Regions from separate parts of the Homo sapiens genome. Here region 2 is linked to region 1. The links are chromatin contacts, found by Hi-C or POLR2A ChIA-PET in ENCODE. All regions are on one chromosome and are shown on one strand. Each heading gives the region's core, a stretch centred on a gene start or an enhancer-like site at or near the end of the contact. The rest is flanking DNA. Distances are from core to core; before and after follow the strand shown.

The links. Hi-C counts contacts between places; a loop is a spot of excess contacts on that map. ChIA-PET counts read pairs that join two places held with the same protein, here RNA polymerase II (POLR2A). Pooled maps may share reads with other maps.
Region 2: a loop to region 1 is called in a map of heart right ventricle, with 1.9 times the contacts of the local background. The contact joins two enhancer-like sites. A Hi-C loop is called at or near these places in 2 of 168 maps with a recorded cell type or tissue (heart right ventricle and motor neuron), 3 of 37 single-sample maps with no recorded cell type and 3 of 50 pooled maps. POLR2A ChIA-PET finds 5 or more read pairs at or near these places in 3 of 52 experiments (PC-9, activated B cell and activated T-cell).

The regions. Positions count from the first base shown.
Region 1 is chr12:94,760,645-94,764,043 of GRCh38, forward strand. No RefSeq gene overlaps it. Among named protein-coding and RNA genes, the nearest start is that of MIR492, 72 kb to the right of the region's middle. RefSeq lists a silencer at 1,875-1,924 and an enhancer at 2,245-2,304. Within about 2 kb of position 2,112, at least 7 of the 41 ENCODE cell types and tissues checked have a DNase peak (open chromatin) inside an H3K27ac peak, as active enhancers do; they include PC-9, where a contact is called at or near this core.
Region 2 is chr12:94,674,800-94,678,479 of GRCh38, forward strand. No RefSeq gene overlaps it. Among named protein-coding and RNA genes, the nearest start is that of TMCC3, 26 kb to the left of the region's middle. RefSeq lists enhancers at 1,171-1,280, 1,871-1,980. Within about 2 kb of position 1,377, at least 20 of the 41 ENCODE cell types and tissues checked have a DNase peak (open chromatin) inside an H3K27ac peak, as active enhancers do; they include PC-9, where a contact is called at or near this core.

The DNA of each region.
Region 1 (3,399 bases), core at 862-3,361:
GGAAATGTTATGATTTCAACTGCTTTAAGTTGACTTTACATTTCCCAATCTAAAAATAAATAATTTTAAGGCACTTGGCAATGGATCGAGAGATGTATAGAAGGTTAATTTTCCTACACTACAAATATTTGAAATAACAATACAAAGATAAATAGACTGCAAACTTTTTTTAAAGTCTAACCTCACTTGTGAGAGTAACATGAGTTATCGTTTTTTTTACCTATCAAATGGGCAAAAAAGTTTGAAATTCTTTCCAGTGTGGGAGAGTATCTAAGAAAGCAGATGCTGGTAGGAGTATAGATTGCAACATTCTTTCAAAGTAATTTGAAATCTTATTTAAAACATTTGTCTAACATGCAGACCCTATGATTCAGCAATTCTGCTTCTAGGAATGCGTCCTAATAAACATGGACACAAAGAAATATGTACAAGACAATCTTTCTAGTGATGCCTATAATAATAAAAGCTACTAAAACCACAAATGTCCATTCATAATGAGCTGTGAGTAAATTATGTTATAAAATGGAATAGTATGCAGTCATTAAAACTGATAACACAGTTATTTTGATTTAGAAATATATTTATGTTATTAAAGAAAAAGGTAGGTTATGAAACTATATATTATATAGCATGTGATGTCACTTTTGTTAATACATACACAATGACCATAAATTAAAATGTGTTAAGCAATTTATACACACCTACACACACATATAAATCGAAAAAGTGTCTCTAATTCTCTTTAAAATACTCCAGCACAAACAGTATGGTATATAGGTGTATGAGTCTTAATTTATACTCTAGGGGCAGTTGCTTAGCATTTGAAAGACTTTAACAAAAAATTGGTATTTCCAAAAAAATTGGCTATTATAAGGCTTCGGCTGCCTTTATCTTTAATAAACATCAGACGGTTTGTTAATAAGCATAGTGGATATTAGAAATTATTTTGGATGAAAATAGGTGTTCAAAATACAGTTATGCACTGCTTAACTACGTTTCAGTCAATGGACTGTGTAGAAACAATGGTGGCTCCTTAAGATTATAATGGAGCTGACAAATTCCCATCCTCCTCTAGTGACTCACAGCCGTCATAATGCTGCAGCGTAATACATTACTCATGTGTTTGTGGTGTTGCTGGTGGAAACCAACCTACTACTCTTCCATTTGTGTAAAGTGTAGCACATACAGCTATGTACAGTACATAATACCTGATAATAAAACAACTATGTTACCAGTGTATGTATTTACTATGCTATACTTTTTATTGTTATTTTAGAGTGTACTCCTTCTACTTATGAAAAAAAGAGGTTAACTGTAAAACAGCTTCAGGCAGGTCCTTCAGGAGATATTCCAGAAGAAGGCATTGTTATCATAGGAAATGACAGCTTCAAATGTGTTATTGCCCCTGAAGACCTCCCAGTGGGACAAGACGTGGAGGTGGAAGACAGTGAAACTGATGATCCTGACCCCGTGTAGGCCAAGGCTAATGTGTGTGTTCGTGTCTTAGTTTATAACAAAAAATTGAAACAGTAAAAATATAAATAATAGAAAAAAGCTTACAGAATAAGGATATAAAGAAACTATTTTTTGTATAGCTATCCAATATATTTGTGTCCTAAGTGTTATTATGAACGTGTCAAAAGTTTCTTAAAATTTATTTTTAAAGTTACAGTAAGTTAAGGTTTATTATTAAAGAAAAAATTTTAAATGAATATAGTGTAGTCTTAGTATACAGCGTTTAAAGTTTACACTTGTGTGAGTGGTCACATTCACTTACCACTCACTGATTCACCCAGGGCAACTTCCAGTCCTATAAACTCCCTTCATGGTAAATGCCCTATACAGGTGTGCCATTTTTAATCTTTTATAACCCACTGTGTTTTTACTGTACCTTTTCTGTTTAGATATGTGTAAATACACAAATACCACCATGTTACAACTGCCTATTCAGTATGGTAACACTTTGTATTGGTTTTTAGCCTAGGAGCAACAGGCTACAGCATATAGTGTAGGTGTGTAGTAGGCTATGCCATCTAGGTTTGTATAAGTACACTATGATGTTTACACAATGACAAAATTGACTAACGATACATTTCTCAGACCATATCCCTGTTGTTAAGCAATGCACGACAGTGCAGTAAGGGCTCACTTCATGTCATCAACAGGAAACTGCAACTTTCAGTGAAACAACATATAGTGAAACTGATTTTGCCACAGGCTAATTGAGATCAACAAGAGCTAAGTTCTTATGGCATATTTCTGATCACAAAAAAAATCACAAAACTTCTAAATAAAAACCAAAACATTTATAATATTAAACACTGAAATACATGTGAGCTATACATACATTTAAGTAAGGTTAATAAACACAAGGAAGATAATTATTTGCCCAGTTATTCCTGTTTCAGGGTCAAGGGTAGCTGGAGCCTGTCCCGGCAGCTGAGGCTGCAACATTGGGACCCATCCTGGACAGGATACATCCCCTAGCAGGGTGCACTCAGACCCACACCCCCACCACACACACCCCTGCCACACACACACACACACACACGCTCTCTCTCTCTCACTCAGGCTGGGACCACATGCCAGTTAACCAAACATGTACATCTCTGCGATGTAGGAGGAAATTGGGAGACCTGGAGAAAACCCATGCAGATGTGGGAGGATGTGCAAACTCCACACAGACAGGGGCCCCAGCCAGGAACAGACTTTCTCATCAAGGTGATCATGAAATGACACCGATTGAAATGACATCATTTGAGGACTTGCTGTATATGGATCAGCTGGAAATGCTGTACAGGCCACTCCGCCTTCTTATGACCAGGGTGTGAGAATTCAGCAACGCCAGCAGCCTCCATCCCTCCAGTCTTACGTTATGGAGGATTCTGTGGCCTGCGTGACTCTAAGTAAAGTTAGCTCAATGCTATGGCTACAACACTGCTGCTGCACAGGCCACAGGAGAGCCTTTCATGCAAGGTGTTTGTCTAAGCGGCTGAAAGCTGGGAGCTTGGGCCTCTCCAGCGCAGTTTACAGCACAGGCTGTGTGCCTGCTTGGTCATGCATGTTTGTCCCCGTAGCAGGATTGGTTTGAGAACTGCTCTTGCTTTCTCCTTTCACCCTTACAGAGGTTGTGGAGTAGAGATCTGTCATCACTGGAGGCTCCTGGTATCAACCATACATAACCTATTAGCTGTGAACCACTAAACTGGCTTAGGTCAGTTTACCACAAAGGCTGTGTATGCCTGAACTTCAGCAGTGATTATCTACAGATGGTGGGATTATACAATTCCAACCCCCACCCCCCAACTCCCTTTGTGCTTATCTGTTTTCTAATTCTTCCTATAATATGTATGTATTTGTACAAGGTGGGTGGGTCACTTGAGGTCAGGAGTTCAAAAC
Region 2 (3,680 bases), core at 127-2,626, 87 kb before region 1:
TAATATGTTTTGGGAAGTTCTCATGGATAGGCTGGGACACCTAACTAGAGAACTGAAGGAAGTGAGGGGGTGATACATGTAGAATATCTAGAAAAAGACCATTCTAGGCAAAAGGACCAGCAAGTGCAAAAGCTCCAAGGAAGGGGAGCACTTGATCCATTTGAGGAACAACAGCAAGAAAACCAGCATGGGTGGAGCAGAGTGAGCCGAGCAGGAGAGCGGGGAGGGTGGAGATGAGGTCAGAGAAGCAGCCTGGGGTTAGAAGAACAGCAGCGCAGATCCTGTGGCATTTTCTGGCAGAGTAAGGACTTTTTATGGGGGGGCCAGGGTGGAAGCCGGGAGGCTGATCAGGAGGCTATTGAAACAGTTCAACGTTTCTCTGCATCTGTCCCAGACCGTTCCCTTCCCATCTTGCTTTCTCTCCCAGACCACTGCTGGCTTTTTTTTTTTTTTTTTTTTTTTTAGATGGAGTCCCACTCTGTTGCCCAGGTTGGAGTGCAGTGGAGCAATCTCGCCTCACTGCAACTTCTGCCTCCCAGGTTCAAGCGACTGATTCTCCTGCCTCAGCCTCCCAAGTAGCTGGGACTACAGGCGCATGCCACGACACCTAATTTTTGTTTTTTTGTTTTTTGTTTTTTTTGAGATGGAGTTTCGCTCTTGTAGCCCAGGCTGGATTGCAATGGCACGATCTCGGCTCACTGCAACCTCCGCCTCCCGGGTTCAAGCGATTCTCCTGCCTCAGCCTCCCGAGTAACTGGGATTACAGGCTTGCGCCACCATGCCCAGCTAATTTTTGTATTTTTAGTAGGGACGGGGTTTCACCATGTTGGCCAGGCTAGCCTCGAACTCCTGACCTCAGGCGATCCACCCGCCTCAGCCTCCCAAAGTGTAATTTTTGTATTTTCAATAGAGACAAGGTTTCACTATGTTGGCCAGACTGGTCTTGAACTCCTGACCTCGGACGATCCGCCCACCTCAGCCTCCCAAAGTGCTGGGATTACAGGCGTGAGCCACCTGCCCGGCCATGGAGCCTCTTGCTCCTATGTCTCTTCTGACCTCCAGCCTTACTCACCCATCCATCCAGTTCATCTACACATGGATGGCTCAGTATGTTCAAGTGTGCCCGCCTTCCTCCATGCCCCTCTGGCTCCTCTAGGATCCCACCTTTCAGCAAATGGCACCACCACTTAGTTGCTTAAGACTTCTCTTGGGAGTGTCCCTCCTTTAACACCTCACATCCAGGGACTCACATCCAGAGTCCTGTTGCCGCAGACGCATTTCATTTCCTTTCATGATAACACAGAGGAGTAGAAGGGGCCAAAGGCATAGGAGGAAAACAAGAAAATACAGTGTCACCGGAACCAGGGGAAGTGTGTTGATAAAAGCAGTGGTTAGCATGTACTTCTCACTGTAGCAGACACTATGCTCACCACTTCCCACAAACTATGTCATTTAGACCTCGCTACAATCTGAGGAGGAAGGTGCTACGCCCATTTTGCAAATAATTTAGAGAAGTAAATTTCCCAAGGTCACAGTGTGTACTAAATCCCCTAAGAGAAATAAATTGAGTCTGAAAAACTCAAGTCCACTGAACTGAGTCATGTGGAGACCACCGGTGACCTTAACAAAAACCTGGCCAGTGTCCAGCCGGAAGAAGAGTGAGAAACAAGAGGGAGATGAGAAAATAAGGACAGGAAGTTAGCCAACTCTCTCCAGGGTTGGCCTGCAAAGCAGACAAGGAGGAAGATAAGGCTATAGTTGAAGGGAGGGCAGAGGGGCTGGGCACGGTGGCTCACGCCTGTAATCCCAACACTTTGGGAGGCTGAGGTGGGTGGATAACTTGAGGCCAGGAGTTCCAGACCAGCCTGGCCCACATGGCGAAAGCTTGTCTCAAAAATAAAAACTAAAAAAGAGAGTGCTGGGGGAGTGTCTAGGGAAGGTTTTATTTTAGGTGACAACAAAGTAATTTAAATTTCTAAAACTCAACCCCTTTGCAGAGTGTGGGTTAGCATGTCTATGTGAGCAATCAGCACAGAGAAGGTATTTGTTTTCTCTGCTTCCTGCTCCAAGGAAATTCAGATTTTGCTTATGAGTTTGGTTTAAAAAATCATTGGCTATGCATAAAATTTGCGTCCCATATCCTAGAAGATGGGAAAAGCTATAGAACAGAAGGTGTATAACTGGGTCAACAAAATAAACAAAAAGAGGATCTACTCTGGTTTTCTTGGGAAGCTGAAAAATCAGTGCTTTAGAAAAAACCAGTCAAGCCAGACTATTCTGTCACAATGTGGTGGAGAAACCCCAACACTGAACCCAAAAGCAGATGACCTAGTGGGCTGCTCTTTCCGGCCAGCCACTGTCTAGCTTTGTCATCTTGTATAAGTCACTCAATTCAGGGTCAGCATCCTCTGTGGATCAAGGAGCTAATATTTATTATGCCACACTTGGTTCTGGGCAGAATCAAACAACTGAATCAGCCAGAAGATTGACAGAGGATGCATGATTTCAAACAACTGAAATCAGCCAGTAAAAACGCTTTATACAAATGCAAGGTATTCCCAATATCTATCATAATTGAAGGTAAGCATTAAAAGATACTTATGGGCTAGGTACAATGGCTCACACCTGTAATCCCAGCACTTTGGGAGGCCGAGGCAGATCGCCTGAGCCCAGGAGTTCGATACCAGCCTGGGCAACATGGTGAAACCCCATCTCTACAAAATATACAAAAACTAGCCAGGCATGGTGGTGTGCACCTGTAGTCCCAGCTGCTCGGGAGACTGGGGTGGGGGGATCACCTGAGCCTGGGAGGTTGAGGCTGCAGTGAGCCGTGATGGCACCCCTACACTCCAGCCTGGGCAACAGGGGAGACTCTGTCTCAAAAAAAGAAAGAAGATATTGTACACAGTCTGGAAGCAAGCTGTTTGGATACATGTACATTCACCAACTGATTCAAGATTTTTAAAAAATTCAGTGATAGCTTAACAATGCCAGATATATAACAACAAACACCTGCATATTTACTTTTCATTACAGCTGGTGCTGTTGAAGCTGATTTCCAGTGAATCAGGTTAAGCCAGGCCTAAACTTGTGGCCATGACTGGTCTGTGAAAATGCTCAAAGTGTGACATACTTTCAGTTTGCTCTGGATCTCACAGCATACCAATTCAGTACACAGGTCCTGCCACAGAGGTGTTTCTGGCCTGTGATTTAATAAGCAAAGAAAAACCAGTACAGCCAGTCTAATTATTAGAGCAGCCAAGCTTTCAGACTCTCTTAAATACTTCCAACATCAGGCCTCCCTCAGGCAGGGCAAGATTACACATGACTCCAGCCCGGTACCAATTCCCTAACTGTCCATTTCCTATGGAGACATGGATATGGCCTTCTCTAATTAGAGGGACAAAGACAGAAGAGAACCATTATTAGGACTTTACTTTTTATCCCGTTTTAGTTCTAAAACATTCAAGTCCTGCCCTTCACTGATCACTATTACAAATATTAAAATGGGGGTAGGAGTGGTGGATTAAGTGCCACAGAGACCGAATGCATCAATTGTTTCACTTATGGAACATTCTGGGCTCTGAGAACCTCGGAGTAGGAGTGAATCAATCGTACATCCAAGCAGATAACAGCTCAAATCACCAGCTCAGCACAATTCTTCTGGGCACCCTCTTCTC